Linked DNA regions of Homo sapiens: region 1 is linked to region 2. A link is an interaction called in ENCODE POLR2A ChIA-PET data of the cell type or tissue named here. Cell type or tissue: PC-3. All regions are shown on one strand. Links, peaks and the distances in the headings refer to the core of each region. The heading gives the core; the rest is flanking DNA.

The links. ChIA-PET counts read pairs that join two places held together with the same protein. Peaks named below come from ENCODE experiments on the same cell type or tissue, not always from the same donor. Only the 100,000 strongest peaks of a DNase experiment are listed, where the experiment ranks them.
Region 1: POLR2A ChIA-PET joins it to region 2 with 13 read pairs; 1 of 35 experiments calls an interaction of 5 or more read pairs at or near these places.

The regions. Positions count from the first base shown.
Region 1 is chr6:12,570,152-12,586,619 of GRCh38, forward strand. LINC02530 (long intergenic non-protein coding RNA 2530) reads right to left here and starts at 15,253. Exons shown (of 2, transcript NR_149140.1): 1 at 14,953-15,253; 2 at 12,617-13,356. In PC-3, for the core only: no CTCF peak of the experiment used is centred there; a DNase peak (open chromatin) is centred at 8,800; H3K27ac peaks cover 781 bases.
Region 2 is chr6:11,396,034-11,412,501 of GRCh38, forward strand. No RefSeq gene overlaps it. Among named protein-coding and RNA genes, the nearest start is that of TMEM170B, 130 kb to the right of the region's middle. In PC-3, for the core only: no CTCF peak of the experiment used is centred there; no DNase peak of the experiment used is centred there; H3K27ac peaks cover 512 bases.

The DNA of each region.
Region 1 (16,468 bases), core at 7,298-11,297, 1.2 Mb after region 2:
ACACATTTTTAAAAAACTATGTTATCAAAATTGACTCCAGAAAACTTTTAATAGAAAACTAGCCTTTTATGACAGTAAATCATTAATTTAAAATCATAAAAAGAAAGAAAAAACCCTAGGCACATCAGTGTAGCTAATGTAAATCAGTCTAATTTACAAAGAAAAGGATTTGGTGTAGGGTATTCATCTTTATAAAATCTCTGCTAGGGTTGAAGAGCAGACTCAAGGCCAGCAGTTGGCAAACATTTTCTGTAAAGGAAAAAAATCATAAATTTTTCAGGCTTTATGGGTCACATACAACCTCTGTCACATATTATTCTGCTTTTGTTTGTTTTTATTTTTGTTTTTGATTTTTAACAACCCCTTAAAAATATAAAAACCATTTTTAATTCAAGGGTTATATAAAACATGCCATGAATCAGTGCTGCAAGCTGCAGTTTGCCAAGTCCTGCTCTAGGCTGAACATTCTGGAAGGATTCCCAGAAATTAATTAAAGGAGCTTTCAAAGGAGTAAGTACACCAGGAAAGAGGAAGATGTGGGATCCAGGTAACAGGCAATCTAACACATGAGAGAAATGAAAGAAATTCCCTAGTGGAAGAGAAGAAATGCTTGCTCCAAGAGGATATTGTGTAGCAGGCCTGGAGGGCAATCAACTCGTGTGAGAGCAGGAGGAGGAAGGTTCTGGAATATTGACTTCAGGAAAAAGATGAAACTGATAGGTTTAACTGATGTATTTAACTACATGAAAGGGAGTTTTACTGATTATTGGTGAGTTAAAGGATGAATTTGTGTTAGCTGCATAGAAAACCAAGCAAACTAAAAATCAGAGCAATAATTGACTACAGGAAAAATGATCAGCTATACAAAAAGGGAAACGAAATCATAGTATCCTACATGATTCAATTATTAATAATTAGGGTAGGAATGAAGAAGCATGTAAGAATGTTAAGCACTCATTTTCTGAGCAAAATGTCAATAAATAATTAACAACTTTAAAATTGAGAAATGCTGGGCGCGGAGGCTTATGCCTGTAATTCCAGCATTTTGGGAGGCCAAGGTGGGAGAATCACTTAAGGCCAGGAGTTAGAGACTAGGCTGGGCAACATAGTGAGAACTATCTCTACAAAAAATTAAACAAAATTAGCCTAGGGTGGTGGCATGTGCCTGTAATCCCAGCTACTCGAGTGACTGAGGTGGGAGGATCACTTGAGCCCAGGAGGTCAAGGTTGCAGTGAAATGAGATTACACCACTGGACCCCAGCCTGGGCAACAGAGGGAGATCCTTATAATAAAATAAAATATAAAAAATAAAATAAAAATAAATAAGAATAAAATTAAATATAAATACAATTCAAGAAATTATCATATAAGCACATAATTATTTAAAACATGGTACTAAATGTTGGAAGATAGCCAATGTTCTGATTGAAAGTTCCTACCTTCTAGTCCCATATCATCTGCCTCTTAATAATGGCAAAATGAATCTGGTTTTTCAAGGAGGCAATAATTGATTCTGGGGCTCTCAAAGATCTATTATTAATTTTTCTGCCCATGATGTATAAAACCAATTTACTTTATTGGATATGTGCATTTTTAGCTTTATGTAAATGCTATTACTCTCTTAGTATTGTGATATCTAGATGCTCCAAATGTCTCCCCATGAGCAGTACCATGTTCCAGAGGATATGCTTAGTGCTAAGCTATTATCTGCCATTCCTGATAATGGATTCCCTTTCAAAACTCAATAACCTGGCATATACATGAAATATAATAGCAATAATAGCAATTCACACATTTTTGTCTCCTGTTCACTCAGGACCTACCCCTGTCAGTATCTTTTGAAATGTCTTCTAATTTCAAAATAATAATAATTATTGAAACCTGAGAAGAATGGAAGAGAGTGGTTTTGTTATCCACATTTACATGGGTCATTGCTAACTCTTTGCTTTACTTCTTGCTCTTTAAAATTAGAGCACTTTATTTTCTATCTTCAGGAAAAGCTAATTAGGGAAATAAAATGCCCTCAAAATTCTTATTGGCTTTCTGTGCTACTGTGTTCAACATGAACTAAAGCTTAACAATTAGTTCCTATTTTCCTATAGTTCTAATAATTTTTATATCCTTCTTTCTTCACATATGTGTGTGTTTATTTTGTGTATTAATATACATATTTACAATAGACTATAAAAGCTATGTCCATGCATCTATGTAGATATATATATATTTCAACCACTGTATATTATCATTATATGTTTTCATCCAATTATAAAAATATAAAATATTATTGATCTATAGCACTCTATTTTCCCATAGCTGTCCATTTCAGTTGAGGTTTCCATGACTGTTGTTTGCTGATAATTGCATGCATTTACTGATTTGCTTATCACTTCCTTATTGTACTACCTACTGTGTCATTTGTAATGTCAACTACAAATACGTTTTGAAAAGAATGAGATACAAATAAATCTAATAAATAAAATATGAATCAAAAAACTGTGTGGAAAAGATATTTATGGCATATATTTAGGAGGCTTTACTATGTTCAGGAGATGATACAGACTACTGAAACCACAATTGATAATATTTTATTAAAATTAGATGCTTGGATTATGATCAGTGAACCGTATGCTTACATATGCCAATGGCTTTTAGTTTAATCACTTTTGTCTAAACCTATCATGTCTTAAATATATGTTGATGCCACGGTAGTTCTAGAATATCTAAAATTTCTAGCCCAATGAGAAACAATGCCATTTTATATTTTTATACATTTTTATAAATGTTAAAAATGTGGATAAACAGCTATCAGAATGGAGTTGCTAGTCAAAGTCTACAATCTTTCAATGCTCCCTAGCCCATCTCTCTAGTATGCATTCTTATTGGCCCATTTCCAAAGAGCTGCAAGTTTGTGTTGAAAGCCGTGGGCACATCCCTGTGACTACAATGCTATGGTACAGTGGACAAAGTCCACAGAATTCTCCCGAAGGTAGAAAAGACATTAAATGGCTTTCTTTCCTTGAGTTCTTAGCTGGAGACAGAACAAAGCAACCTGTTCACTGCCCTCTACAGAAATTTGAATCTAATCAAGGGCTAAAAATTAATCATGTTTTTACAGGAAGAACGACATCAGGAAGCTTTTCTAGCTGGGGGGAAAAATGAGGATGGAAATAAAGCAATGCACTTCACAAATTTGAGAGTTCTGAAAATGACTCATCAAGCAATCATGTCAGGAATGCCTGGCTGTTAGCAGATGGCTGGTTGGGGTGTCAGACCAGCTTCTTGAGATCCAGGTTGAGGGATAGTGTCTCTCCTTCAGAACAGACCTTGGTGTAAACTTGCTGGGATCCACTCCAATCTAGGGATGGAGACTGTGGTCTTCTAAGGGGAGTTGGAGGGTGCTGTGCTCTCAGCTGTTGGTTGAATTTGGAAGGAGGAGATTTGTCTCAACACTCTTGTCTGTATCCTGAAACAATAGAAGCAGCCCTGCCTAGTGTCTTGGTGGGGCTCCAAGTTGATGCAGCACATTTTTGGAAGTGCATATATTTCTGGGAGTGTGGGTAGTGATTCAATTCATACAAATATATGCCCTTAGATGTGACAAATACCACCTTGTCTATTACCTTTTAATCTCAGTTAATCATGCGTCATGATTAATTATGATGCTTCTTATTTACTGTATAATACAATGTAACTTTTATATCATTTAATTTTTCATGTAATTCTCTTATCTACCTCAGCCAACTGTTAAGCTCATTAAGAGCAGGGATCGTGCTTTTTACTCTTTTGTGATCCCCCCACAGCATCTTATTATCATCTTTTCAACCAAAACATTGTTATTAAGAGTCTCTGATGTCCATGGACTATTTTTTCAGAGGTGATAGTTGTTATAAAATAAAAAACAGACTGTCATAACATAACACCAAAACTGGCTTGTGAATATGGGTTGTAGTACACTTATTTGGAAATAAGCCTTAAGATTGGGTTATTTAAGTGGGGTACCTACTAATGTAACTATTCACGAGACACAAGAATCATGACAGTAATAATCAGGGACGCATTATTGAGTTTAACAATACCTTAGAGCAGTGTTTCCCAAACTGCCCTCTTTGGTGTGACAGTTACAGCATAAATCAGTAAATCAGTAAGTGTTCAATGCACACAATGTTTGAATGATTGAGTTTGGGAAATGGTGCCTATTATATCACTCATATGAAAACTTCCCAATGTGTGTAATTATAGTAATGATTCTGTCAAGTCTTCTGTTAAGAAATCTGCTTAACTTTGTTTAACTCCATGTATTCTTGCAGGCCACCCCCCTTTAATTTTTAATGACTTATGAATTTTTCAAAAGGCACTCGTGTTCCAAGGAGCACCATTTGGAAAAGGTTCCCTAAGGAGTTTATTCTTTATATCAGTTATTTTTGATGACAACAAAGGGGCTTGTTGGGGAAAACCACAGCTGCTGTCTGTAATGAGAACGACATGCAGTTTACTCTGCCTGTGTCATTGGTACACTGTCTCTCCTTCCTGAGAAGCAGACACCAACTTGTAAGCAGGAGGGTAAGGGAGTAGTTTTTAGGCTAATTTTTATCTTTTCCCCTTCTCCCCCACACTTACCAGTCTTGCCTGTCCTTTTTTGTAGTGGAGTACTCATTTCCAGATTCTCATCCCATATTACTAAATGTCAACAAATTATTAATATGTCCTTTAATAACCACAGAAATGAGTTGTTGCTTATTGTTGAATCTGTTAATCCTTTCAACTTGTCTGTGTTCTCTCCGTAAGATCAATATTCTGTGATATTTGAGAGAGAATGAAAGAGACATAATACCTGCTCTCTTGATAGTTTTTTCCCTTTATCCCCTAGAATATTTTGTGATGATTAATAACCCATGTCTTCAAGTTCTTCCCGCAACTACCTTCATTGCCTTATCCCATAAACATGTTCAAGTCTCCTTTGTGCTAAATCAAACTCTCTTGACTCTGCTTGGTTATAGCATTGTTCTTCTCATTCTATTTTCGGCCAAATTTCTAGGAAAAAGTTATTTCTACTGTTTCTACTTATACCTCCAATTTATGCTTCAGTCCCCTACAATCTAGTTGATACCACATGCTTGTCCAACCCACTCTACTGGTATTGTTCTACGAACACCAATAACCATATCTCTGTCGTCATCCTGCTTGATTTTCCTGCTGCTGTAAATCCATTAGCCAGAGTCTTCGTGAATTCTATACTCTCATGGTTTTAGTTATACCACAGCTTCTTGGTTATTCTCATTCTCGGTCACTTCATGAGATTCTCTCTGTCCATCCAGCCTTAACTTTGGTGTTTCCTAGTGTCTGTTCTTGTTCACACTCCTCACTCTACTTGTTCTTTCTGGAGAACTTATTCCATTCTCAAATATTTAGCCTCTTTTTGTTTGCTGATGACTGGCAATTGCCAGTCTTTAGCATGGGCGTCTCCCCTGTATCTCAGACTCATGGAATCAAATGTCTCCCCAACACCTTTATCTGGATGCATAACAGGAACTCACACTCAACATATTCAAAATAGAATTCTTTATTCCTTCCTCCTATCTCACAAAGATTTACTCTTCCAAAGGCTAATCCTTACCACAGTTGATGGCAACATCATAGTCTTTGTCATCCCCTACAGAAACCTGTGTTCCACCTCCACTCTCCCTGTCACCTTCTTCTCTTTTCTTTCTGTCACCTTCAACATGAATGGGTCACTTAACCCTTTCAGTTCTATCACCTTGCCATACAGAATAGCCTCTGAACGGTAGTCTCGCTCATTCTAATTCATTGGCCTGTTAGAATAATCTATCGAAAATATAAATCTTGCTAGAAACTGGTGTGAGATTCTGATAGGCTACTGTCTACAGCAGCAGTGCTCTTTCAGGTAGGCTACAAATTCTTCACTTTTTCAACTACTTATCTCTGTGAGACTGGATTTTTTCAGACGTTTCAACGAAATCAACATAACACAGCAGATTGAATGCAGAAACAGATTTGAGAACCCAGCTGTCTTCTGTTAAGCCAGACATTAAAGAGACTTGCAAAAATATAAAGCGATGCCACCCTTCTCACTAAATTTGTTTCTTGTTTTGGAAAATATAGCTTTTTATAAAAATATGTTACTTAGGTTAACATGTAATAGAATTGCTTATTGTTATTTTAAAATGAAAGAATAAATAAATATTTTTAAATGCCTCAGTTGTAATGTCTAACACAGTAAATAGAGATTGATGGAACTCATGTATACCAAGTTAACTGGAACAGACAAGGCCTAAATTTTGTTTTTAAAGCTGATACACTTATTCTGTTTATGGCAAAAAGCCTACCAGCCTGTATGAGTCAGCATCACTTTATTAATTATGAGTGGGCCCCTTTCCACCTTTAGACTTGAAGCTAAAACTGAAATGCTTAGGTCATTAATCTTTGTACTGCAATGTTCATGTAAGAACTCATGCCTGTGGAATTCTCTAACTGAATCAGCAATTTCAAGAATTTTGAAGAATATTCTACTAAATGTCCCACAGGCTTAATACCTTTCCAACCAGTACGCGCAACACATAAATAAAAATAAATCAGCATGATTTGCTAACAAGGACTTAGCCCTGATCTGCTTTTACTACTAAACGGGAATGGAAGCCATGCGTGCTGAGAAAAACATGTCTGGTTACACAGTTTATAGTTTACAGAGTTATTAGTTTCCAGTTATGATGCATGAGGATCTGAAAGTAATGATATATGTATAATGATCTGAAAGTAATGACATTCTTCTATTGATAAGAAGAACAATATCATGATTCTGGTTAATATGCATATATGTACATAGCTATGAATGTGTACAGGTATGGGGATGTGTACTGTTATGTGTATATGTATGGGCATGAGTGTGTACATGTGTAGGACTATGGCTATGCATCTGTGTATGTGTACATGGACAGGTATGTGTTTGTGTATGTGTATGGGTATGGACATGCATGTATGTATGTGTATGGCTGTGTGCATGTTTATTGGCATGTTTATGGCCATATGTCAGTGCATGTGCATGGCTACAGGTATATGTATATGTGTATGTGTGGGTATGGGTGTGCGTGTGTCTGTGTGTACGTGTATAGCTATAGTTATGTGTATATGTACAGGTATGGCTGTGTCTGGGTATGTGTATAGCTATAGGTATGCAGTAATACCTGGGTAAACAAATCTTAGGGGGTGGGCATGGAGATAGGTTTCATTCCTGACAACAAAATGTTCTGTTATTCCTTAATCTCCTTCTGCTTATTACCCTATGTTCCTCCTTTCTCTTTTCCCTCCCTCCTTCCTTTCTGTCTTATTCTTCCTCTATGTCCAGCAGCTCCCAGTCTTAGCTTTCAGAGGCTGTCTGCCCCAGGTCATGTGTGGCTTCTGGGGAAAGGAGCCTACTGACACTCCTCAAAGTCAGCGGGCCTGCATTCCAGGCACTGCTGCTCAGAATGACGCAGGACCCTCGCAGCAAGGGATGGCCTGCGGCTCCCAGGGATATGCTAGAACACTCAGATGCAATCTGACAGGCAGCTTCAGTGATTTGAAGGAATTCACAAAGAACGTTTTGCCCCTCCTGGGTGAGTTGAGCTCCCTGAAACTGTCACTCTCCTTTCCCTCCATTGCTGCGCAAGGGCAGGTTGCAGACCCTAACCCACACTCTTTAGACAAAAATAGGGCTGTTTATTTGCCTGAGAGACACAAGGGTTTGAAATGTCTTAAAATTGTCCCTCATCATATGCCATTCAGTTAACCTTCTCCCAAATCTCACATCCCCATCCCCAGAAAAAGGAAAGAGGAGGAGAAAGAGGAACAGGAGAAGAAGCAGATAGCACTGTAATCTCCTTAAGGTAACAAAATATTATCTATTTCATAGTGAAAAGAGGCACTGAATGACATCGACTGTTGAGTCTCCTTGCATATTTGGGTCTGATTTTTATTGCTTCTGTGAAGGAAATTGATTAGAGAAAAAATGAAATCCTACTCCTCTCTATTTTAGTGTAAAATGTGCCCAGAATTTTAGGTTGATAAACAACTGAGATGTATTATTTTTTCAAGGCAAACATGTCTTAGGCTTCCTCCTGCAGAACCCTTGTAAAGTGAATCATTCTCTGAGTTTACTTGCCTCATATGAGTGATTTAATCCTAAGCTGCAGATGAGTATGAAATTGACTTTTTGAAAGTAAATTTTGTGTTTTATGTGTTTCATGTTAAGGACTGGCTGCTAAAAAAAATCATTGACATTTGACTCATTAAAATTTCCAAAATGTGCATGTGCAAGATTTTGAAGGTATAGGTCAGGTTATTCAAGTGTAACTTAAGCCATATGCCACAAACTTCTAAGAATCCCATTGAACAAAGATGACAACATTATTACAAATAAATAAATGAAGTCAAGAAAATTTACATTAATCATCTTAAGTCTACTTTGGATTTTGAGCCCAATAGTTTATCCTTAGGGCAATTCTTTCTCTCTCTCTCTCTCCTTTTTCTCTCTCTCTAACAAAGAGCCAGAAAATCACTTGTCAGCTTGAGAAAACCCATCCAGAAATATTCACCAATTTGTGTTTCTCAACAATAGGAGAATTGGCATTGTTAAAGAATGTGAAGACCCCTCCTAATTTTAGGTGCATGTCTGGGCATTCTGAGGTTTGCTCATCCCCTGGGCAACCCAGAGCATAATATTTTATTGTGTTACGTCCTTTAATGGCTTTGGGTTTGCACTACACCAGCATAGCGCACCCTAGTACTGCTGATTTTCAATGACTCAACAGGTTCAGACTCATAGACAAGAATTTCAGAACCATCGCCCAGGCCTGAATCAACCAGGACTAAATCCAATTCATCACCTTGCAGTGAGATTTGTTTATTCTTGTTCCAAATGTGGTTCAAAGAAAAACAAAACCTAGGGAATCTTGGTACAATTTGTCAGCTTGCAAATAGCAATTATTTTAATGACACTATATAGAATAGACTCGGTCACCCTGCCACTACTAGAATTCTTTTGACTTCTTTTACTTGACCAAGAGAGTCAGAAACAAGTCATCAATATTATTTATTGTTCTTAAAGAAAAAAAATGAATAATATACAAAGCCTTTCAGAAAAAAAAGATGGTACATCAGAATATTCATAATCCTTCCATTGTCTCCGGTTTTTGTTATTTAATTCTTACCCTGTTTATGGGTGCTCTTTGGAGCCCCATTTGTGTTTATTGGCAGGAATTATCTCAGGGAACATCTGTCTCATATAAATCTCCATTGAATTTTTTGGACCTTGGTTGAAATGGTACTAATCATATTATTGATAAATTACCACATATTGTATCATTCAACTGCAACTCTATTCTGGGAGTAGTAAATCCTGAAACTCTGGAAGTGGTCCCATTGACAAATTGGGTGTTGGGGTCCCACCAGTAACTCTTTGCAATTTTTTTTGAGACAGGGTCTCGCTGTGTCACCCAGGCTGGAGTGCAGTTGTGCAAACACTGCTTAATGCAGTCTCAACCTCCCAGGCTCAAGAGATCTTCCCACCTCACCCTCCTGAGTAGCTGAGATCACAGGGGCCACCATGCTTGGCTAATTTTAAAAATTTTTTTGTTAAGGTGGGGGTCTCCTTATGTTACCCAGGCTAGTCTCAAACTCCTGGCCTTAAGCGATCCACTCGCCTCGGCCTACCAAAGTGCTCGGATTACAGGCATGAGCCACAGGGCCTGGCCACTCTTTCCAAATTCTAACATCTCTAGTGAATGCCATTTTTCTCACTGACTTTGAAGATGATCCTTCCCACCACTGATGGAATAAAATCCCTAAGAAGGGCAGATGGGTATGGGGGATGGGGGATGGTGAGGAGATAGACTCTTCCCCAGCCACAACCGAAACTCTTACTGCCCCTGACTATTTCACAGTACAGCAAGGACACCATAAACAACCTATGATTTCCAAAGGGTGCTCTACCTTTGCTTTAAAGATAAATTTAAAAAGAATCTTTCCAACCTCTTGGAAAGAATTACTGATAGGCAGAAAAGTCTATTAGAAAACGCCACAGCTTGGAAACCATGGAAAGTTTCTGTTTTTGTGTGATTTGAGCTGGTCAATGTTGTGGAGTAAACTGATAATTCTTCTTCCCTGCCAGCATTAGGAGAAATATCCTTTAGCTTCTTTCAAGAGAGCGAGGCCCGCCTCTGAGCTTAAATCAACTACCTCAGGACACTGGATGATGCTCTCACTGTTTATAGAGACGGTTGGAAACAAGTCTTGCAAGGTATTTGGATAGAACTGACTGTTGTGGGTCAAGACCACAGCTATACAAATTGTTATTTAAAAACTATGACATCAATTGTGGTATTTCTTAGTGTTAGAGTGAGATATTTTTTTTTATGTCCTTTTGTGGGACAATGTATTTGCTAGCCATGAAAACTCTCACACAGCTTGTCCAAACACACTTTGCCTGTGACATGCAATCCATCTTCCTTCAACTGAGGTAAATCATTTCTCAGAAGTCTACAAGAAGCTCCAAATGAGGCCAGGCACAGTCGCTCACGCCTGCAATGCCAGCACTTTGGGAGGCCGAGGCGGGTGTTATCAATTGAGGTCAGGAGTTGGAGACCAGCCTGGCCAACACGGTGAAACCCCCATCCCTACTAAAAATACAAAAATTAGCTGGGCGTGCTGGTGCGCGCCTGTAATCCCAGCTACTCGGGAGGCTGAGGCAGGAGAATCGCTTGAACCAGGAAGGTGGAGGCTGCAGTGAGCAGAGATTTTGCCACTGCACTTCATCTTGGGCAACAGAACAAGATTCCATCTCAAAAAAAAAAAGAAGCTCCAAATGCCAATCATGAGTAAAGAGATAAGCCATACTTAAACTGAAGTTTGGTTGTTTCCATGAGCAGGTAGGTTACTAAAGTGAACATCTTGGAGATCCCATACAACACATGGATCAACAGAGCCGCTGATGAATTAAACACTCTGGTATCTGAGCATACAATGTTTTGTTCTGCTTGTGATGGCAGGAGTTAACATTTGAGTCTATTGAAATTCAAATAGGGCCTCCCTTAGCAATTTATCCATGTCTATCTTTGGGATTTATCTATCTCAGTTTGTGTCCCAGTCATATATGAGTCCCTGCTCTAACTCTAACCAGACAATCTCTAACATGGATATGACTGGTTAGAGACAATAATACCCATGTTGGCTGGATACAGGTCTGAATTCCTTTTCCTTACTCAGTATTACTCTAGTAAGAAAGAGTGCATACTCTTGGTAAATAAATTGTTAATGAGTATAAGTAGATATTGTCTGAAGAATATTTTGTTTCTTCTAAACAGGCATACATTTATACAGAGAGACATATGTTGATGACTACATTCTTAGGACTGAGAAACTTTTTGTTCCTGTTCCTGGGTAAATGATATTTAATTTATTTTGGAGAAAAATTTCTATTATTGGTTTTTCACACTTTCAAAACGCAGGACAGACACAAGGAGACAGACTGGTTGATTTTTGGAAGTAATTTGATGTTTCTCTAATATTGGCCTTAACTTCCAATTGATGTTTAAGCTAATTTTCTTTTAAAAGAGAAGTTAGTTACTGCCTCCCTTAAAAAAGAAAAATAAAACTCCTAAGAAACCTATCAAAATATCAAAATACTTTATATAATTAATTACAAGTTAATAGTTATAGCCAATAATTAAAATTGTAAATCTTAGATGTATTCAGTGATCCTCTGAAAAATGTAAGCTGAAATTTCACTTCTTTATTGGATTGCTCTCTGTTCTACCAGGCTTTGTCTAATTATCAAAAGAAAAGTAATATAAACTATACTTGATTAAACATTGTGGACAGAACGAAAACCCCAAATAATTTCTTTTTACCATGCAGCTCCTAAGGAAAAATACCTTCAAAATGCTGCAAGCACAATTTATTTAAATCACGCGACTTCCAGGTCTATTGCATCCAACAGATGGAGAGGACTTTTTGCCCTGTCCAGACAGACACCAAGTTTAAAAACATGTTTAAAAAGCCCAAGCACCTTTTTGATCTAACTTTAAAAAGCATTGTCAATGTCAAGAACACGGTGACTGTGGCTTGTTTATTATGCTAGGAGGAGTCTTCTATGTTGTATTGTTTGTGTGGTATGAAGTGACATTGTATGCCTGCTGTCCCTCTGGGACCCTCATGAAAAGGAGGTATTTATGTCCCTGCCTGTGCCCGTAAATGAATTGCCCCCTAAAGTAAATATAATATATAAAGCTATGTCTGGCTCCAAAGTCATGCTATGTGCCTCCCTCTGGCTATAGAGGAAGTTACTCTTGCTTATCAGAAGGCCAAATTTGGCGTGGCATTATTAGGTTGCAGGCAATATGGTAATGGGACCCAGAGAAGTGGTTTTAACCAACAGAGAATGCCTCTGAGCCTGCTGGCTGCCAGGGGAAGTGTACATTACCTTACCCTTGAGCTCGGAGAACTTATGTAAATGCAAAGAGAAGTCAGATCCTTTGAGAATTGGCATCATATCACTAGTTCGTGCAGGGGAAGTGGTTAAAGACATCAATGTGAAAATACATTTTCACTTCCATGGCATGGAAGTTGGAAAAACTAGAATTTATTTTACTTTCTTGCTCTAAATCAATCAGGAATTACTAAGCTCCCATGAGGAAACCAAATATGCAGGAAGTTAGCCACTTGACATGACTGCGGCCACATTTCAAGCTAGACAATGAGACAGGACAATAGAGAAGGAAAGTCAGGTTGAAATTATATGGCTTCATGGCTGAACAATGCCATTTATTTCCTCTTCCTGATGCACAGCTTCTGCCCATGAGCCATCAGTTCTATCCAATTCTTTTCTATTTCTCCAGGTTCTTCAGAATATTTGTGTCTGATGTCAGTTGTTAGTTCAATTGCATTGTTAGAGTTAAATAACATTGCTTTGAAGCCATGAACATATGGATTAAAATGCAGACTCTGCTGCTTGCTGGCTCTGTGGCTTTATACGGCCTTTCTGAGCCCTGCTTGTTTTATGAAAACATCATACAATCTATATTAAAAGTTAGATGGGCCTGGCATGGTGGCTCACGGCTATAGTCCCAGCACTTTGGAAGGCTGAGGCCAGCAGATCACGAGGTCAAGAGATCAAGACCAGCCTGGCCAACATAGTGAAACCTCGTCTCTACTAAAAAGACAAAAAATAACTGCTCATGGTGGCGTGCACCTACAGTCCCAGCTACTCGGGAGGCTGAGGCAGGAGAATCGCTTGAACCCGGGAGGCAGAGGTTGCAGTGAGCCGAGATTGCCCCACTGTACTCCAGCCTGGTGACAGAGAGAGACTGTCAAAAAAAAAAAAAAAGTTAGATGACACCTGAAACACAGAGTAGTTTCATGGAAAGTGAAGATTTGAAAGCAGATCATCATTATAAGATATGAGAAAAACAACTCATCAAAAATATTTTAAGAGAAAGCATTATTTTAAGAGAAAGCATTAAACTGAGGTATATTTTGTTAATTACTATCCTAAAACTTTTAGTGCTTACCACGTGTAATGTGTTGGCATAATAGAAGACATAATTTCTCCCAAAGGCGTCAAACTTGTCCTTGATACTCAAGTGAAGATATTGGTCAGATGTTACTGATTTTAATTTAAAATTCAGAAATAGAAATATGCCAGGCACTGTGGCTAATGCCTATAATCCCAGCACTTTAGGAGGCAAGGCGGGAAGATCACTTGAGCCTGGAAGATTGAGGCTGAAGTGAGCTATGATTGCACCACTGCACTCCAGCCCAAGCTAGAGAGAGAGAGAGAGAGAGAGAGAGAGAGACTCCATCTCAAAAAAAGAGAGAGAGAGAGACCCCATCTCAAAAAAAAAGAGAGAGAGAGAAAATAAAGTTTCAGAAAGACTTCTGAATCTTAAAAAATTAAACATAAGTCTATGAAAACATAAGCAATAGTCTCATACTATTGTATGAGTGGTCTCTTCTTTTCTTTCTCTCCCAAGGATATCCTTCTCAGCCTAAAACACTTTTGTCGACACTTCGCCCAATATCCATCACATTTTACATCTGCTAAGAATTTTAACTTTTATTGTCAGTTTAACCAACAATTCAATAATATAGAAAGCGGAAGAATCAGGATTGATTCAGCCAATTCAAACTTTACATACTGAGGCATTTGCAGCAAATCTAGTAAACATCTTTGGATTTTCCAGAAACTTAAAGCAGTCTATTTGTTTGTGTCTCCCTGTTTTGTTTTGTTTTTTTTTTTTTTGAGGTGGGGGTCTCGCTCTGTTGCCCAGGCTGGAGTTCAGTGGTGCAACCATAGCTCACAACAGCCTCCGCCTCCCGGACTCAAGTGATCCTCCTACCTCAGCCTCCTGAGTAGCTGAGACCACACGTTTCATTCACCATATCATCTCAAAGCTTAAATAAGAGCCTGTCAAGCACCAAATAAAGTTGGAGTAGGAAGAGTGGTGTCAAACTTTTGAAGAGAAAGTTTTAAACTGAGCATTCCAAGAAATAACTGGTGTTTTCTCTTCCTCTTGCTGATTGGAGAAACTGAAGGATGGAGCAATTAAAATTTCCCAACCCCATTCAGTGGAAAAGGAAACATACTGTGGAAAGAATTGCTAGCAATTGTAGTCAGTGTCCATCTCTATGGATTTGGCGTGGAAATTCACATTACAACAAGTGAAAAACAACTCACGGTACCCTCAATACAATGGGCATCGATTCTGCTTCCCTTGGTGATTTAAAAACAAATCTGGATCTGGATATATGTGCTTTAGAAAATGCAATTTGTCGACTTGGTTGTTACTATATGGCATTTGTAGAGCTTGACTTAGGCTTGTCTTAAAAAAAAAGCTTCTTAAAACTGTATGCCTTTATCAGAAGTCGCCCCTCGGCTATTTACAAGTGCCATGGTTACAGACCTGCTAGACTGATGATATTCACATGCAGGAAACAATGCAAGGAAAACAGGATTTGCACGGCTCCGACTGCACTGGCCCAAGAATTCCAGGAAGTGATTGTACTTTATGAAACCGTCTGTGCTCCGCTAGATTGTCTATAGCTTTTAAGGTCAAGTCCTATCACGGCGAGTTTGCAATGCCCTTTGTAACAAGGCAGAGTGTTTATGAAGCTGAGTACATGCTGTATTGTTTATCAGCCCAGGCAGTTGAAAGGTGCGATATTCCAATCTTGTGGTTCAGGATGGCACTGGGAATCGATCACAGGCTTTTCTGACATAGGCTTGGGATTAGTTCAAAGAGTCCCTGGCAACAGTGACCATGCGACAGTCCAGCACATGGAGAAAGTCACGAAGCCCACAGTCCCTGACAGGAGAGATGGGTTTGTGTGGGAGATCAATGTGGGGAGCACTGTGAGTTTATGTTTTAAGATCCCTGTGCTTCCTGCTGTAGCTGAGCAGTCTCCTTGGAGAGTGAAAGGTGCTGGCGTACAGTAACTGCTGATTCTGAGAGTACGGAAAGGAGAGTGAGACAACAATGGAATTTATTTCTTCGTAAGAGAGCTGGGAGGCAGCCAGGCATTCCAGGCCCTTGCTCTCGAATTCTTTGATTTCTCTACATGCATAATGACTAGAGACTCCTGTTGCCTCTGGACTCGGGGATACTGGAGCCGGACAGTGGACGCCCAAACCGCTCATGTTACTCCACAGCCCTGCCTAATTTTAGGCGCCAAGGCTGGACGTGACTGACCAGACTCCTGCTCGCTCCCTCTCCACGAATGATGTTGGTCCCTGAAGCTAGGTTAAACAAGCAATAGTCCACAGCTATTGTTAAGGACGCTGTCGTGATGGAATCAGCTGGGCACTGGGCATCCTTTGCACTCGGAGTGATGGCGGCTAGCCAGGCATCTGTGAACTTTCTGGAGACATTTAGGTGTTGTGTACCAAAGTCACGGCACCTTAGGGGCAAGCATGATCCCCCAGTGTTTTCAGATGCGTGGACTGAATGAACCTCAGTGAGTGACTGCTGATGTCAAATCAATCAATATCGATTTAATGAAGTCTGTTAGTTTATAAGTCAAGTGACTTGCCATTAGGGACTGTTTCCTCAAGGATGACAAAATAAATAACAACAATGAAATACTTTTTATCCAGTTACCACGTTCTGTGCCCCATACTGGCTTTTGAAGATCTGGCTTTGCAATGTAGCGTTGTATTTTATTGACTGAATTTTATTTTATTTCTAAATTCATAGGCATCTTGAGGTTCATCACTTCATAGGTACTCTGGACTAACATCACATAGTTATCAAGCCTTTTAATAAAACTGTTATTTTTTTCTAGTAGACTCAATAGAGGACCATTGTTGGATGTCTTATAGGCATAACTACCTCATAAAGGGTTGCTAATTACTGGCCAAAACACTTAACTAAATAAAAATTAAAAGTTCCACTCATCAGGTAAGAAGAGTCCTGAAACCTG
Region 2 (16,468 bases), core at 7,437-11,436:
CTAATTTTTTTGTATTTTTAGTAGAGACAGGGTTTCACCATGTTGGTCAGGCTTGTCTTGAACTGCTGACCTCAGGTAATCCACCCACCTCGGCCTCCCAAAGTGCCAGGATTACAGGTGTGAGCCACCGTGCCCAGCCAGCAATTCCTTTTCTTCTTAACTCTACCTTGCCCTCTTGCCCTGTGTTCCATTACAATTTTCTCCTGGTTTATTATCTACCTCTCTAGCAACTCCTTTTCATGCTCCCTTCCAGGGTCCTCTTTTTTTTTTCCCTTCCCCAAACTGTGTTTCAATCTCACCTGTCAATTCCCCTTCTGTTTCAATCTCACCTGTCAATTCCTGAGGTGAGATCCCATTGTTTCCTACACTTTCAACTCCTATTTATATGTTCACGACACATAGGAGACATTCAATGCACATTGTTTTAATTCATTTTTTATTCAACAAATATTTATTGAGTGCTTACTATATGCTTGGTGCTGTTCTGTGTGCTGGAGATAGAGCAATAAACTAATCACACCAATCCCTGCCCTCATGAAACTTACATTCTAGTGAAGAGACAGACAATGAATAAATGAAATAAACATTTCACATGTTAGATGGAGGAAATGCTTTGGAAAAATATAATGCTGGGTAGGTAGGATGGGTGGCCATGAGCAGACCCTTCTATTCATTATGGGGTCCCCGGGAATGCCTCCTTAATAATGCAACATTTAGGCAGAGACTTAAAATAAGGGAGGGATTATACCATGAGGCTGGGCAGGGGCAATAACAAGCACAAATGCCCTGGGGTGGGACAGTGTTTGGCATCTTGAAGGAATCATCATGGGGCTAGAATGAAGGGAGAAAGAGGATGAAAAGATCAGGAAGACAGATCAGGTTGCAAGGGCAATGTTAGGGCTTTGGCCTCTACCGTGAGTGAGACAGGAGCTGTTGAAGATTTTAAGGAGAGGAGCAATATGATCTGACTTATGCTCCTAGAGACCACTGCAATAATCAAAGTGAGAGATAGTGGGGGCTTGGATCAGGGTGGTGGTGGTAGAGTAGTGAGAAATGATTAATTTGAGTCATAATTGGAGGTGAGACCAACACTATCTTCTGCTGGATGTGGGGAGTGGAAGAAAGAAATCAAGATGGAGCTCAAAGGTTTTGGCCCCAGTAAAGAGAAGGAGAGTTGTCATTTTCAGAGGTAAGAAAGACCGACCAGCAGCCGTGGATCACACCTGTAATCCCAGCACTTTGGGGTGCCGAGGCGGAAGGATCACCTGAAGTCGGGAGATCAAGACCAGTCTAGCCAACGTGGTGAAGCCCCATCTCTACTAAAAACACACACACAAAAAATAGCTGTGCATGGTGGCACGCTCCTGTAATCTCAGTTACTTGGGAAGCAGAGGTGGGAGAATCACTTGGACCTGGGAGGCGGAGGTTGCAGTGAGCCGAGATCGTGCCACTGCATTCCAGCCTGAGCAACAAGGTGAGACTCCACTTCCCAAAAAAAAAAAAAAAAAAAAAAAGAGAGAGGGACTGTGGGGGAACACACAGTGGGTGAAAATACAGAATCAATTTAGTGTAAATCAAATCCTACATGGTTATTAGACATTGAAGTGTAGCTGTTGAGAAGGGCATTTGATATGTGAATGTGGAGTTTAAGAAATAGGTCTGGATTAAAGATAAAACTTTGGAAGTCATCAGCACCTAGTTGATTTCAAAAGCAGTGATGCCAGATGAGGTCGTCAAGGGTATGCACTTAGAACAGAGAAGCAAACTGAGGACTGAGAATCGGGCATGCCAAGATGAAGAAGTCAGGGAGAGGAGGGAAACCAAGAAAGGAGACTAAGGAGTGGCCTGAGAGGAAGGAGGACAACCATGACTGTGTGGGGTCCTGAAAGGCAAGTGCAGAGAGGCCAGGAGGAGGTGAAAAGTGTGTCCACTGCTGATAGAGGAAGTGCGATGGAGGCTGAGAACAGAGTGGCGGATGTAGTGATGTGGATGTCATTGATGACCTTGACAAAGCAGTTTCAATAGTGGGTACAAGAGAGAATGGGAAGAGAGAAGTTGGAGGCAGAAGTATAGGCAACTCTGTCAAGGTGCTTTGCTGTAAAGGAGAGGAGAAGAATGGGGTGATAGCTAAAGGATGGTGTGGAGTCAAAGAAGGTTTACATTTGCTTTTAAGATAGGAGATTCAATATGCTTGAACAATAATAGAAACAAGCTAATAGACACTGACATTTTTATGATGCAGTGGAGAGGGAATAGAATTATTGAAATGAGGTCTTTGGGAAAGGGAAAAGGGATGGGACCCAGAAAACTAACAGAAAATTTGGTTAGTTTTCCTCAAGAGAAAAGGCAGATTATAGGTGTGGGGGTGTGAGTTCAAGCACATCCTCTTCTGGCTGCTTCTGCTGTTTCCACGAAATAGAAAATAAGGCCATCGGCTAAGACCTAACTCTGTGCAGGAGGTGAAGAAGGCTCAAGGAGAAAGAATGGGGTGTGAGATAACCACCTTGGAGGGTAGGAGAGTAATGGACTCAGGGAACGTGGTAGGATCATTGATGGGTAAATACTGAGTCAACATTGGCTGTTGCATGTTAGCTCTACAATCTGCTTTGAACCCTGATATCTCTCCTGAGTTCAGCCTGATCTTCCTACAGTCCCTGTTTTAGAGACTGTCACTCCCATGCACCCAGTTTCCAAAGCAGAGAACTGGGAGTCATTTAAAATTCCTTCCAGTAAATAAATCATCTCTCCAATTGGTGACCACATTTTGTCACTTCTAGCTCCTTAATATTTCTTAACTTTTCCTCCTGAGTTGAGAGCCTTGCCAGTTTTCACTGGATTAGTTAAGTAACTGTCACATTGTTATTGCTTAGGCTATTTCCTCCACTAGACTATAAATTTTTAAAATTCAGCTCAACACTCTTCAATAAATGGTGCTGGACAAACTGGATAATCATATGCAGAATAATGAAACGAGACCCCCATCTCTCACATATACAAAAATCAAATAAAAATAAATTAAAGACTGAAATCTAAGACCCGAAAGTATTAAACTACTAGGAGAAAACACTGGGGAAATGCTCCAGGACTTTGATCTGGGCAAAGGTTTGTTGCGTAAGACCTCAAAAGCAAAGGCAATCTAAGCAAAAATAGACAAATGGGATTACATCAAGCAAAAACGTTCTGTACAGCAAAGGCAACAATCAGTAGAGTGTACAGACAGCCTACAGAATAGGAAAAGATATTTGCAAACTGTCCATCTGACAAGAATTTTAAAAACAGGATATATAAGGAACTCAAACAACTCAAGAGCAAAAAAAAAAAAATTAAAAAATAGACAAAAGATCTGAATAGACTTTTCTCAAAAAAAAAAAAAAAAAACCCTACAAATGGCCAATGGGTACATTTAAAAATGCTCAACACCACTAATAATCAGAGAAACACAAATCAAAACCACAATGAGCTGGGCATGGTGGCTCACGCCTGTAATCCCAGCACTTTGGGAGGCTGAGGCAGGTGGATCACTTGAGTTCAGGAGTTCCATACCAGCCTGGGCAACATAGTGAAACCCCATGTCTACTAAAAATACAAAAATTATCCAGGCGTAGTGACACAAGCCTGTAGTCCCAGCTACTTGGGAGGCTGAGGCAGGATAATTGCTTGAGCCCAGGAGGCAGAGGTTGCATGAGCCAAGATCACACCACTGCACTCCAGCCTGAGCAACAGAGTGAGACCCTGTCTCAAAACAAAACAAAACCCAAAAAACAACCACAATGAGATGATATCATCTCATCCCACTTAAAATGGCTTTTATCAAAAAGACAGGGAATAATGGATGCTGGCAAGAATGTAGGGAAAAGGGGAACCCTCATACACTATTGGTGGGAATGTAAATTAGTACAACCACCCTGGAAAACTAAATGGAAATTCCTCAAAAAGCTAAAAATAGAACTACCATGTGATTCAGTAATTCCACTGCTGAGTATATCTCCAAAAGAAAGGAAATCAATATATCAATGAGATATCTGCACTCTCATGTTTACTGCAGCACTATTCATAATAGTCAAAATATGGAATCAACCTAAGTGTCCATCAATGGATAAATGGACACAGAAAATATGGTATATGTAGACACTGGAATATTATTCAGCCATAAAAAGAATGACTTGAACCTAGGAGTTTGAAACTACTCTGGACGACATGGCAAAATCCCATCTCTCCAAAAAATTATAAACTTAGTGGGGTGTAGCGGCACATGCCTGTAGTCCCAGCTACTCAGGAGGCTGAGGTGGGAGGATTGACTGAACCTTGAAGATCAAGGCTGTAGTGAGCCATGATTGCGCCTCTGTACTCCAGCCTAAGTGACAGAACAAGACTCTGTCTCAAAAAAAAAAAAAAAAGAAAAGAAAAGAAAAGAAAAAGAAATCTTGTTATTTGCAGCAACACGGATGGAACTGGAGGTGTTTATGTTAAATGAAATAAGCCAAGCACAGAAAGACAAATACCACATTTCTCACTCTCATATGTGGGAGCTAAAAAAAAATGGATCTCATGAAGGTAGAGAGTAGACTGGTGGTTACCAGAGGCTGGGAAGGGTAGGAGGGTGAGGGGACGGAGACAAGTTGATTAACAAGTAGAAATGTACAGTGATAGAAGAAATGAGATCTAGTGTTTGATAAATCACTAAGGTGATTACAGTCTACAATAATTGTGTATTTCAAAATAGCTATAAGAAAATTTGAATGTTTCTAGCATAAAGAAAAGATAAATATTTAAGGTAATGAATATCCCAATTACACTGATTTGATCTTTACATATATGAATGGGCTGTGCGTGGTGACTCACGCCTGTAACCTCAGCACTTTGGGAGGCTGAGGTGGGAGGATCACTTGAGGTCAGGAGCTCAAGACCAGCCTGGACAACATAGTAAAACCCCAAATCTACTAAAAATGAAAAAAAATTAGCCAGATGTGGTGCCACGTGCCTGTAGTCCCAGCTACTGGGGCGGCTGAGGCAGGAGAATTGCTCGGACCTGGGAGGCAGAGGTTACAGTGAGCCGAGATCATGCCACTGTACTTTAGCCTGGGAAACAGAGCGAGACTCTGTCTCAAACACACACACACACACAAAGACCAAATTACATAAATGTATTAAATTCTCACAGGTACCTCTAAAATATGTGCATCTATTATGTATCAATTAAAAATAAAATAAATTCAGCTCAGCAAACATTGAGGACATTCCATGTAGGAAACGAAGGTGAATAATACTGAGTCTGTGCCTTTGAATAGCTCACAAATTTTAGGACAATAGCTCTCAATTTTTGAGAACACTGGAAGAGAATCACGTTTTTGGGAGCAATAGTATAGTTCGGTTTTGGACACTGTCAGCTTGAGATACTTGTGAGACGTCCACGTAGGAATATTGAGTAGTTTAGCCAAAACACATTGGGTGATTGTGTGATCCAGTATTACTCCTTTAGTAATTATGAGGTGTGGCCCAAGGTGCCTTCTATTTACCTGGGCTCTTGTTAAAATAGGAATGGGGGAAGTCAGTAAGTCTGCAGCTGTCAGGGGCCGTAGCTCTAATGAACGCCCACATGATGCCAACGATACTGATCCACAAACTTCACCTTCATGTGTATGTTGTTGTAGTAACAAGAAAGCTACCTAAGCATAATTTATTTATAGCAAGTGTATTAAGACAAAACCACCCAAGTCCTTCACTGGCAGGTGTAGGAATATGTACTATGATTCTGAAAAAGATGTAGAACTACGAAAGTTTGTCCGGAATTGGCAGATTCTTAGTCTCACTGACTTCAAGAATGAAGCCGCAGATCCTCGTGGTGAGTGTTATAGTTCTTAAAAGTGGCGTGTCCAGAGTTTGTTCTTTTTGACGTTCAAATGTGTTTGCAGTTTCCTTCTTCTGGTGGGTTCATGGTCTACACCAGCTCAGGAGGGAAGCTACAGACCTTCGTGGTGAGCCTCACAACTCACAAACTCAGTGTTGACCCAAAGAGCAAGCAGTAGCAAGACTTATTGCAGAGCAAAAAAAAAAAAAAACAAACTTTCCACAATCCGGAAGGAGACTCCAGCGAGTTACTACTGCTGGCTCGGGCAGCCTGCTTTTATTCTCTTCTCTGGCCCCACCCACATCCTGCTGATTGGTAGAGCCAAGTGGTCTGTTTTGACAGGGCGCTGATTGGTGCCTTTACAATCCCTGAGCTAGATACAAAGGTTCTCCACATCCCCACCAGATTAGCTAGATACAGTGTCCACACAAAGGTTCTCCAAGGCCCCACCAGAGTAGCTAGATACAGAGTGTCGATTGGTGCATTCACAAACCCTGAGCTAGACACAGGGTGCTGATTGGTGTGTTTACAAACCTTGAGCTAGATACAGAGTACCGATTGGTGTATTTACAATCCCTGAGCTAGACATAAAGGTTCTCCACGTCCCCACCAGACTCAGGAGCCAAACTGGTTTCGCGCAGTGGATCCCAGACAGGGGTTGCAGCTGGAGCTGTTTGCCAGTCCCGCGCCGTGCACCCGCACTCCTCAGCCCTTGGGTGGTCGATGGGACTGGGCGCTGTGGAGCAGAGCGCGGTGCTCATTGGGGAGGCTCAGGCCGCATAGGAGCCCACGGAGGGGATGGGAGGCTCAGGCATAGGCGGGCTGCGGGCCCTAGCCCTGCCCCGCGGGAACGCAGCTGAGGCCCGGCGAGAAATCGAGCGCAGCGCCGGTGGGCCGGCACTGGTGGGGGACCTAGTACAGCCTCCGCAGCTGCTGGCCTGGGTGCTAAGCCCCTCATTGCCCGGGGCCGGCAGGGCCGGCCGGCTGCTCCGAGTGCGGGGCCCGCCAAGCCCACGCCCACCGGGAACTCTAGCTGGCCCGCAAGCGCCGCGCACAGCCCCGGTTCCCGCTCGCGCCTCTCCCTCCACACCTCCCTGCAAGCTGAGGGAGCCGGCTCCGGCCTTGGCCAGCCCGGAAAGGGGCTCCTACGGTGCAGCGGTGGGCTGAAGGGCTCCTCAAGTGCCGCCAAAGTGGGAGCCCAGGCAGAGGAGGCGCCGAGAGCGAGCGAGGGCTGTGAGGACTGCTAAGGATGTGAAAGAGACATAATATGGTTTTATGCAGAATGCTTTTTGAAAGCCAGCCGTGTGTCAACTGCTATCTAGGCAGCAGAGGTAACAACAGTGAACCGTGAACAGGAAACCCAGGGAGCTTACATTCTGGAGGGAGGTGGACAGATAATAACAAGAAAACAAATAAGCAAAGTCATTTCAGATGATAGAAGTGCTGTAAAAAAAATAAAAATAGCATAATGCGATGCATCCTGGGGTGCTGCTCTAGTGGGAGGTAATTGTTGAGCCAAGAACTAACCATGCAGTGGAACCAGTCATGCAAGGACATGGGGTCAGAACATTCTGGGTACAGCAATAGTGTGTTCCTTTTCCTTGCAAGGGAAGAGGAAGGCAGCGGCCTTGAGGCAGGAGTGAGCAAGGAGGTAGGTGAGGATCAGTTACGTGTTACTGGACCCTGGGAAGCAGGAGGGGAAACAGTAGGAAATGAAGTCAAAAGATCAGCAAGGACCAAGTCATGCGGGGGCTCTGAAGCTGCAATAGAGAGTTTACATTTCATTTTAAATGTGGGAACAAAATAATTCAATTTTTTAAAAAGATAGCCAGGATCATAGATAGCCCTTGCTATCTTTTTTAAAAGGTGGCAAGCAAGCTCAGGACTGTGCTGTAGGAAGGTGAATCTGTCAGCAACATGTGGAACGGCCGGCAGAGGAAAGAGAGGCTCTTGAAATGCCTGCAATTGACGGTTAAGGAGAGCCTAAATGGGAAGTCAGACTTATGCTTCCAAATGAGGTTACAAGAAGTGACATACAAGATTCAAATAATACCCAACTCTCTTGATCCTAGGCATGCAAGGCCAAGAGCCTCTCAATAAGTCCCTCATTTAATCTCCACGACCCCACAATGCGTGTTAGAAATGCTGGTTTCCAGGGTTTTAACCTGGACCTGCTAAAAGAGAGACCACAAGGCCTCTGGTTGTCAATACATAACTGAGGCGGGAGAACAGGGTCTGGAGCTAGGGAACGTAAGTACTTCCTCGAACTAAATCAAATGAAAAACTCCAAGTCTCTACGACCAAGTAAGTAACTTTGTAACGTCACTTCATCCTCTTCATTTGCATAGGGTGTACACCAGGTAACCAATGGGAAACCTCTAGAGGGTATCTAAACCCCAGAAGATTCTGTAACCAGCTCTCTAGAGCCGCTTGCTCGGTCCTGCTCCCACCCTGTGGAGCGCTTCCGTTTTCAATACATTTCTGCCTTTGTTGCTTCATTCTTTCTTTGCTTTGTGTGGTTTGTCCAATTCTTTGTTCAAAACGCCAAGAACCTGGACACCCTCCACTGGTAACATAACTACTTTTGGGCAATTTTTAAATTCAGGGGAGGTTGGAATTAATGAGTGGGCCTCCACTTTCTTCTGCCAAAAGGGAATGAAGATGCTTATTATTTTCTGAGTGCTAGCATAGCTCTCTCTTACCCTTGGTGCCTTTCTTTAAATGCTGCAGCTCAACTTACAACCTGAGTAGTGAGATGGGAATTCCAGGATGAATCCACTTTAAACATACCAACTAGCTCACGTACCCCTGAACCTAAAATAAAAGTTAAAAAAAAAACATTAAAAAAGATTACAAAATATGTTCATGTATATTAACACTGTTCTGGTGATACGAACATTATGTAAATTAACTACTCGGTGTCTTGATTTAGTGTTATATAAACATTGCTAAAATTAAAAAAAAAAAACCAACAACTAGCAGGATGCTGGTGCCTCCTGAGGAAGCTCTGCTGCCTCTGGCAGGCATTGGTTTATTTAAAGCTAAGGCCAACCTTGGGGCAACGCTTTCCACTGCAATCCTCACGCATATTTTAATGTAAATGAGTTTCAGATCCTTTTTGAGAGAAGATTTTGCCTGGGAAATGGGACAGATCTGGGCCTAGAGTGCCTGGTAACGAACTTAGGGGAATAGAATGGGGAAGGGGATAGGGGAAGGAGGTGGCCTAGGGCACTGCACTTCACTTCCTTCACACATTTGCCCAGAGCCAGGAAACAGCCCTCGCCCCCTTCCTGAGCAGAGGGCTCTTAAAATAATGAAGAAGAAGAAAAAAATGTGGGTTTATAACTTTGCATTATTTGTGCTTGATTAGATTCTAACCTTAAAATATATATTTCTTTAAAAAGAAAACTCTGATCTGCATTTTTGACCATTTTTCTCTTGGCGTAGCTACTAGGCTGCCTTTTGCCATCTCCAGACCAGAAAAGCTTTCCTGGGCACAGGGAAGCCACAAGGCACAGTGGGGAGAATTGTGCACTTCAAATTTAATGTCATAGAAATAGGGAGATGACAGAAGCAGAAGGAAGGAAAGTCACCACTCACCATGCACTGACAGCATGCCCTGCTCTGTGCAGACATCTCTCCTGTAGATTAACTCAAGGGCTCCCCACTTTCCTCTGGTTTTCCTTTGAATCCCCACGATCGTAGATTTGCTCAAATGGTGACCACCCCTCCTGCCGAGTAATCTGTGTAAGCAGTAGCAATACCTAATATTTACCGCCCTTGTAACACACGCTAGGTGTTTTCCAGGAATTCCTTCATTGAATACTCTCAACACCTTAAGAGATGGGTCCTCATTTTCAAATAAAATTACTGACCCCTAGAGATACTGAGTGTCTTGTCCAGAATCAACAGTGCCATGATTTGATCCTAAGCCACTGGGTTCTAGAGATCATCGGTTTAGCTCTTACGTGATAGTGCTTTGACTTGTCAGGAAAGGCACAAAATTATACTTGCTCTGGTAAAATTCCCCGCTAATTTTATGTTTGAGGTCTTCAGGCTTCTTATTTTTTTTTTTTTTTTGCTCCCTTTTCTCCCTAAAAGCATCTCCTCTTCAACTTAGGTACCCAAAGCCTTGTCATATTATATATGTCATATTACATATCCCACTACCACCACCACCTCTTTTCTTAAAAGATTTACCCAATAAGATTTACTCATTCATGCTGCTATGCCTTCTAGGCACAAATGCATTTTTGGACTTTTCATCTCTATGAAACATTTTTTTCTTCTGAGAATTTTCAGCTATCCAGTAGCAGATCCATTTGCCTCTTGACCATGGTTTTGAGATGTCTTGGAATACCTGGGTGTGGAAACCTTCTCTCTAGGGTTTCCTGCTTACCTGCAGAGGGTGAGCCTCAGAACCAGACACTGGATGTATGTTCTCTGGGAGATGTTGAGCATTCATTCATTTATTCATTCATTCATCAAGTATGTATGATTGCTCCGACTGGCACTGGAGACTCTGGAAATCAAAACAAACATTGCTCCTTCTACCACAAAGCTCACAATGCACAGTCAATGACAGACATTAAGTAAGAAACTTCGATGAAAAATATATAGTTCTCAAACTACCTATTGGGTACAATATTTGGGTGATGGGTACACTAGAAGCCCAGATTTCACCACTATACAATTCATCCATGTAAGCAAAAACAACTTGTACTTTTAAAGCTATTTAAATTTTTAAAAAGGGGATTGTAACAACCTTCTTGATAAAAAAAAAAAAAAAGAAAGAACACTCCTCACCTCCATTTGTCGTTTCTTTTTTTGTTGAGACAGAGTCTTGCTCTTTCGCCCAGGCTGAAGTGCAGTGGCGCGATCTCGGCTCACTGCAAGCTCTGCCTCCCGGGTTCACACCATTCTCCTGCCTCAGCCTCCTGAATAGCTGGGACTACAGGTGCCCGCCACCACACCCGGCTAATTGTTTGTATTTTAAGTAGAGACGGGGTTTCACTGTGTTAGTCAGGATGGTCTCGATCTCCTGACCTTGTGATCCGCCTGCCTCAGCCTCTCAACCATTTGTCTTTTCTTTCCTCTTCCTTTCTCCCACCATTGGCATACCTTTGCCCCAAGGCTCCCAAATGCTGTGTGTGTTTACCCTTCTTTCCTCCCTGGTGCCAGTATCCTGGCTTGGACCTATCTCACTTCTGCCTAAGGGATGATCATCATGTTTGAACCAGCTCATTGTCAGCCAGGAAACCCATGGTTTAGTGGCCATTTTTCTCTGCTATGAAACTTCTGGTCATTTGAAACATGCAGGACAGGGTACAGCAAAAAGAACAGAGAGTAGTTGGTGGTCAAGTTCACAATGCCCATTAATTCATTCATGTATTCATTCAGCAAACATTCATTAAACAGTATCTGCCAGGAATTGAGACATAGAAAAAACACATAATTGTTGCATAGTAGAAAGGCTATAAATGTCTAAAGGTAAGAATCCCCTGTATCATCTTCATGCCTCTGTCCCTGATATTTAACTCTCTCCTTAAATATCACAAGGTGGGCACTCAATAAATATTTGTAAAATAAAAGAATGAACTCATATCTTGGCAGAAAATACAGGTATGTAAAGGACTGTAATAAAGTGGGATGACCATTCATTCAACAAATATTGATTGAACGTCTACTAAGTGCTAAGTACTACGTCAAGCCAGACAGATGCAGTCCTTGGTCTTAAGAAGTTCACAGTTAAACATTTGCATTGTAAGTATTAAAGCTGTGATGAGTGATGTGAAAAAGGCCAAGGCCTAGAGAGCATGTAACAAGATGTTTGCCTGGCACATGTGAAAGCCCAGTACCCCCCAAAAATGTCAGATTACATTTCAAAAATGGAAAGATTGATAGAGTTGAAACATTTTAAATGAGGGAAAAGAAAGAGTAGGAAAAGATGAGGTTAGAAAGAAAGCAAAGATTGGATTCCCAGGGTAAATGAGGAATGCAGGGCTTATCTCAAGAACAATGAGAAGCTTTTCTAAGGTTTTAAGCAGAAGCAAGGTATGGTAAGTTTTAAATTTCATAAAGTCACTCTGCCTTGAGGACAAAGAATGTCAGGAGATCAAGAGTGTATGCTGGGTTCGGTGGCTCACGCCTGTAATCCCAGCATTTTGGGAGGCCGAGGTGGGCGGGTCACCTGAGGTCAGGAGTTCGAGACCAGCCTGGCCAACATGGTGAAACCCCTCCTCTACTAAAAATACAAAAAATTAGCCTGGTGTGGTGGTGGGCACCTGTAATCCCAGCTACTCGGGAGGCTGAGGCAGGAGAATCACTTGAACCCAGAAGGCAGAGGTTGCAGTGAGCCCAGATTGCGCCATTGCACTCCAGCTTGGGCAACAAAAGCAAAACTCCATCTCAAAAACAAAAAAAAGAGTGGACAGTTGGAGACCAGTTAGGATGCTACTGCAGTAATCTAGGTGTGGAGTGACGTTGTTTTGAACTACAAGGGCAATATTGCAGACAGAAAGAAGTGGACTGATCCTAAATATATCTTGGATGTAGAATTGATAGACCTTGATAATTGGATGGTGGGTGGGCTAGGCAATAACAGCAGGGAGAGGGACTGTCAAGCATAACTCTTAAGTATCTTGGCTTGAGAAATTTCATGAATGTTTATGTCATTTTTTGGCATTTAAAATACTGGGGAACAATCGTGTTTTTGGATAAACATTATTGATTAAGTTGTGGATACTGTCAACTTAAGATACCTGTGAAAGACCTAGATGGAAATGTTGAATAGTTTAAATGATATTAATTAGGTGACTGCCTGACCCAATATTATTCCTCTAGTAATTATGGGTGTTCATATGGCCCAATTCAAATCAATCAGAATATCATCATGCCCAGAACACAATGACTGATTCCTAGAAAAGCCATATGAGCCTCACTGGACCAATCTAATTACTTCTCTTAATCTGAATGGGGAGAACAGATTTTTATACTCCGGTTGCAGAGCTGTGACCCTGTAAGTTCAGAGCTGTTGATGAACATGTCACCTCTGTGGGGATGATGTTGGATTGAAAAAATGAGGGTACCATACAGAGAAAGAAGAGGCAGAAGAAAAGACTACTGAGAATATAGGCATTCCCTTGTTTCTGTCCCTGGCTTGGTTACATGAGCTGAGTTGGTATTTGTCTATTAATACATTTCTTTCTCTGTCTCTGTCTCTCTTTCTCTTTCTCTCTCTGTGTCTCTGACTCTGCTTTATTTTAGCTAGTTCTCAGTGGTATTTTATCATTTATAATCATTCATGATGATGCTAGCAATTTAAGTATGCAGTTGGATTTGCAATTTCTCTTACTCAGAAAGAGATTAACTGTAGACATGTTGTTGAAAGTTGTAGATATTGATTTAGAATTTGAAGCCAGGGAGTGAATTAGATCACCAAGAAAGAAAGAGGAGAACTGAGGTATAAACTCTAAGAATTCTAACACTAAAGTTTCAGGAGAGGTGGATGAATTCTCAAGGAAATTGGAAGAAATGCCTCAAGTCATTGGAGGAAAACCAATAGATTGTGGTGTGTAAGAAGCCAAGGGTGTTTTAAAGATGTGGTGGTCAACTGTATAGAATCTTCAAGACAGGGAAAAAGTGCAGTAAGAACTGGCAATCAGCCATTGGATTGGGTAGTGCAGAAGTCATTGCTGCATTTTCCAAGAATAATTTCAGCAGAGTGGAGGGGTCAGAAGCCAGTTGGAGTGAATTGAAAAGGAAATGGAAGTGGGAAAGTAAAGCCTGAATATGGAAACAATTCTTTTAAGGATTTTAGCTGTGAAGGGGAGACTATGGAAAGGATGGCAACTGGAGAGGGAGCTCCAGAAAGGATATTGTTTACTTTTTTTTTCTTTTGGATGAGAGGGACTAAAACCAAATTATATTTAAAGATCTATTAGATCTTTAAATCTAATAGAGGGACTAAAACCAAATTATATTTGGTTTAAATCTTTAAATCTAATAGATGGACTAAAACCCAATTATATTTAAAGATCTATTAGATCTTTAAATCTAACAGAGGGACTAAAAACCAAATTATATTTAAAGATCTATTAGAACACACAGGAAGGAGCAGCTAACTCTGCCTAGGTGAGTAGAGAAAGATTTCCTCAAGGAAGCTGGGTCTTAAATGGCAAGTAAAGCTGGCAAGTAAACATTTCCTCAAGGAAGCTGGGTCTTAAACGGCAAGTAAAAATGGCAAGGAAGCTGGGTCTTAAATGGCAAGTAAAAACTTTCAATAAAAGAAGGCATTGGCCGGGTGCAGCGGCTCACGTCTGTAATCCCAGCACTTTGGGAGGCCGATGCAGGTGGATCACCTGAGGTCAGGAGTTTGAGACCAGCCTGGCCAACACGGTGAAACCCTGTCTCTACTAAAAATACAAAAATTAGCCAGGTGTTATGGTGGACGCCTGTAATCCCAGATACTCAAGAGGCTGAGGCAGGACAATCGCTTGAACCAGGAAGGTGGAGGTTACAATGAGCCGAGATTGCACCACTGTACTACAGCCTGGACAACAGAGCAAGACTCCATCTAAAAAAAAAAAAAAAAAAAAGGCGTTGCATAGAAAAGGAAGATTGTATGCAAAGACACAGTGGTGTGTTTGGGGGATGTTCAATAGGTCAGGGCATGAAAAACTTTAGCTCTGGACCTTGTTAGGGAGAAAGAAAAATGCCACAAGGCTTTTTGTACCTTTTATCTTTGTTCTTAACTTCATCTTTAAAATAATTAGATCAGGCCTGATTATGTTTAAGGTCTACTCCACTATTAAAATCCATAGTGACTGTTTCGTTAGATTGATAATACTCCCAGAAATGAATAATCCACTGCAGATGTTTCCTGAAATTATGCTCTATAATGTGTGGTGAGAGGCTCCTAGGAAGTTGGAGGCTCAGCCTAAAGTGGCCCACTTAGAAAAAAAAATTGTGAAGCATATTTGAAGTTTATTGTGTTTTATCTTAAAAGATCATGTACATCCTATTTCTGAATAGATCTGGCAGGATTTTCTTAATAAAGTGTTTTATTATTATTCACTGATGTCCCGGGAAGATAGGCCAGCCTCAGCCTTTAGATTTAATTATTTCCTGGTAGCTACTTACATAAACTCTGAGTAACAATGAAAGTCCATGCCTGGAACCTATTTTCTACTCTGAGTCTTCTCACTTGCCCACTCACTGCCAGCTTCACAGAGGCACAGTCTGAGCACCAGCTCTCTGCAGAAGTGAAATACAGTGGAACGTGGGGATGAGAAGAGGAGAGCAGCAAGAGTAGTTTCACTGGGTTAACTGATCTGTATCAACGTCCTGGGCTGGAGAGAATCAAGTAATGGCATGATGAGCCTTAGCATCTTAGCTGCTCACATATCACATTATTCACATCCACTTGGCTATATGAATTTTCTTTATAAAATAATATGAGAGGCCAGGCATGGTGGCTCATGCCAGTAATCCTAGCACTTTGTGAGGCCAAGGCGGGCAGATTGCCTGAGCTCAGGAGTTCGAGACCAGCCTGGGCAACGTGGTGAAACCCTGTCTCTACTAAAATACAAAAAAAATTAGCCGGGCATGGTGGTGGGCACCTGTAGTCCCAGCTACTCGGGAGGCTGAGGCAAGACAATTGCTTGAAACTGGGAGGTGGAAGTTGCAGTGAGCCGAGATTGAGCCACTGCACTTCAGCCTGGGCAACAGAGCAAGACTCTGGTCTCCAAAAAAAAAAGAATATGAGATATAAAATCCACATCATATTGCCTGAAAGAAAATCGCAACACACATTAATTAGATTCTTGGCAAAAGACTGAAAAAAATGTCCCAGAACTGTTGAAGCAAGTTATTTTTAGACAACTTTACTCTAAAATATGTTGGTTCCTCTGAATGAGTTCACAGCGTATACTGCATACCCCTTTGGTCTGATCCTCTTGAACAAAAACACCTCCATTTTTCCTTTTTATTACATAATAAAATAAAATGAGCAGTCTCCCAGCGCCATCCCAGAAGTACTCCTCCACTGAATGCTCTTTTTTTGTTGGCTTCTATCTACACATTTGCCTTCCTGTGAACCCTTTGCCCTACTTTTGTAACCTAAAGACATTAATAGAAACTTAAGTTCTTTCCACCATTCATTTTGTTTTTTGGTTGTCCCCATTTTTAACTCATGAGGTCACTCTGTGTTTCATCAGATTTCCTACACTGCAGCCTTCTGCTATTTTTCTACTAGAACAGCCGAGGACTAACACTTTATATGGCATTGCAAGGGAAGAAGGATTAAGCCATTGGTAGTTGCAGAGATCTGACTTGGTGATAAGAGATCTGCCAGTGATTAGAGACCCCACCTAGTTGGTCTTAAAATGGAATTAGTCCAGATGGTGCCAATGGGAATTAAGGGACTGCATGGTCCCAGAGCAAACACAATACCTGTCTTTTGGATGCTCTTAATCTCAGGGGCAAAGGAGGGAAATGGGGCTTTCAGAGGCTGAGCCACACATTCCCCCGTGATTATAGTGGTAAATACTTGTGATTTAAAGTGACTGTTTATCAGATACTAGAAATGTCTTTTAAATCCTTAAAGGAGTATAAAGGTCT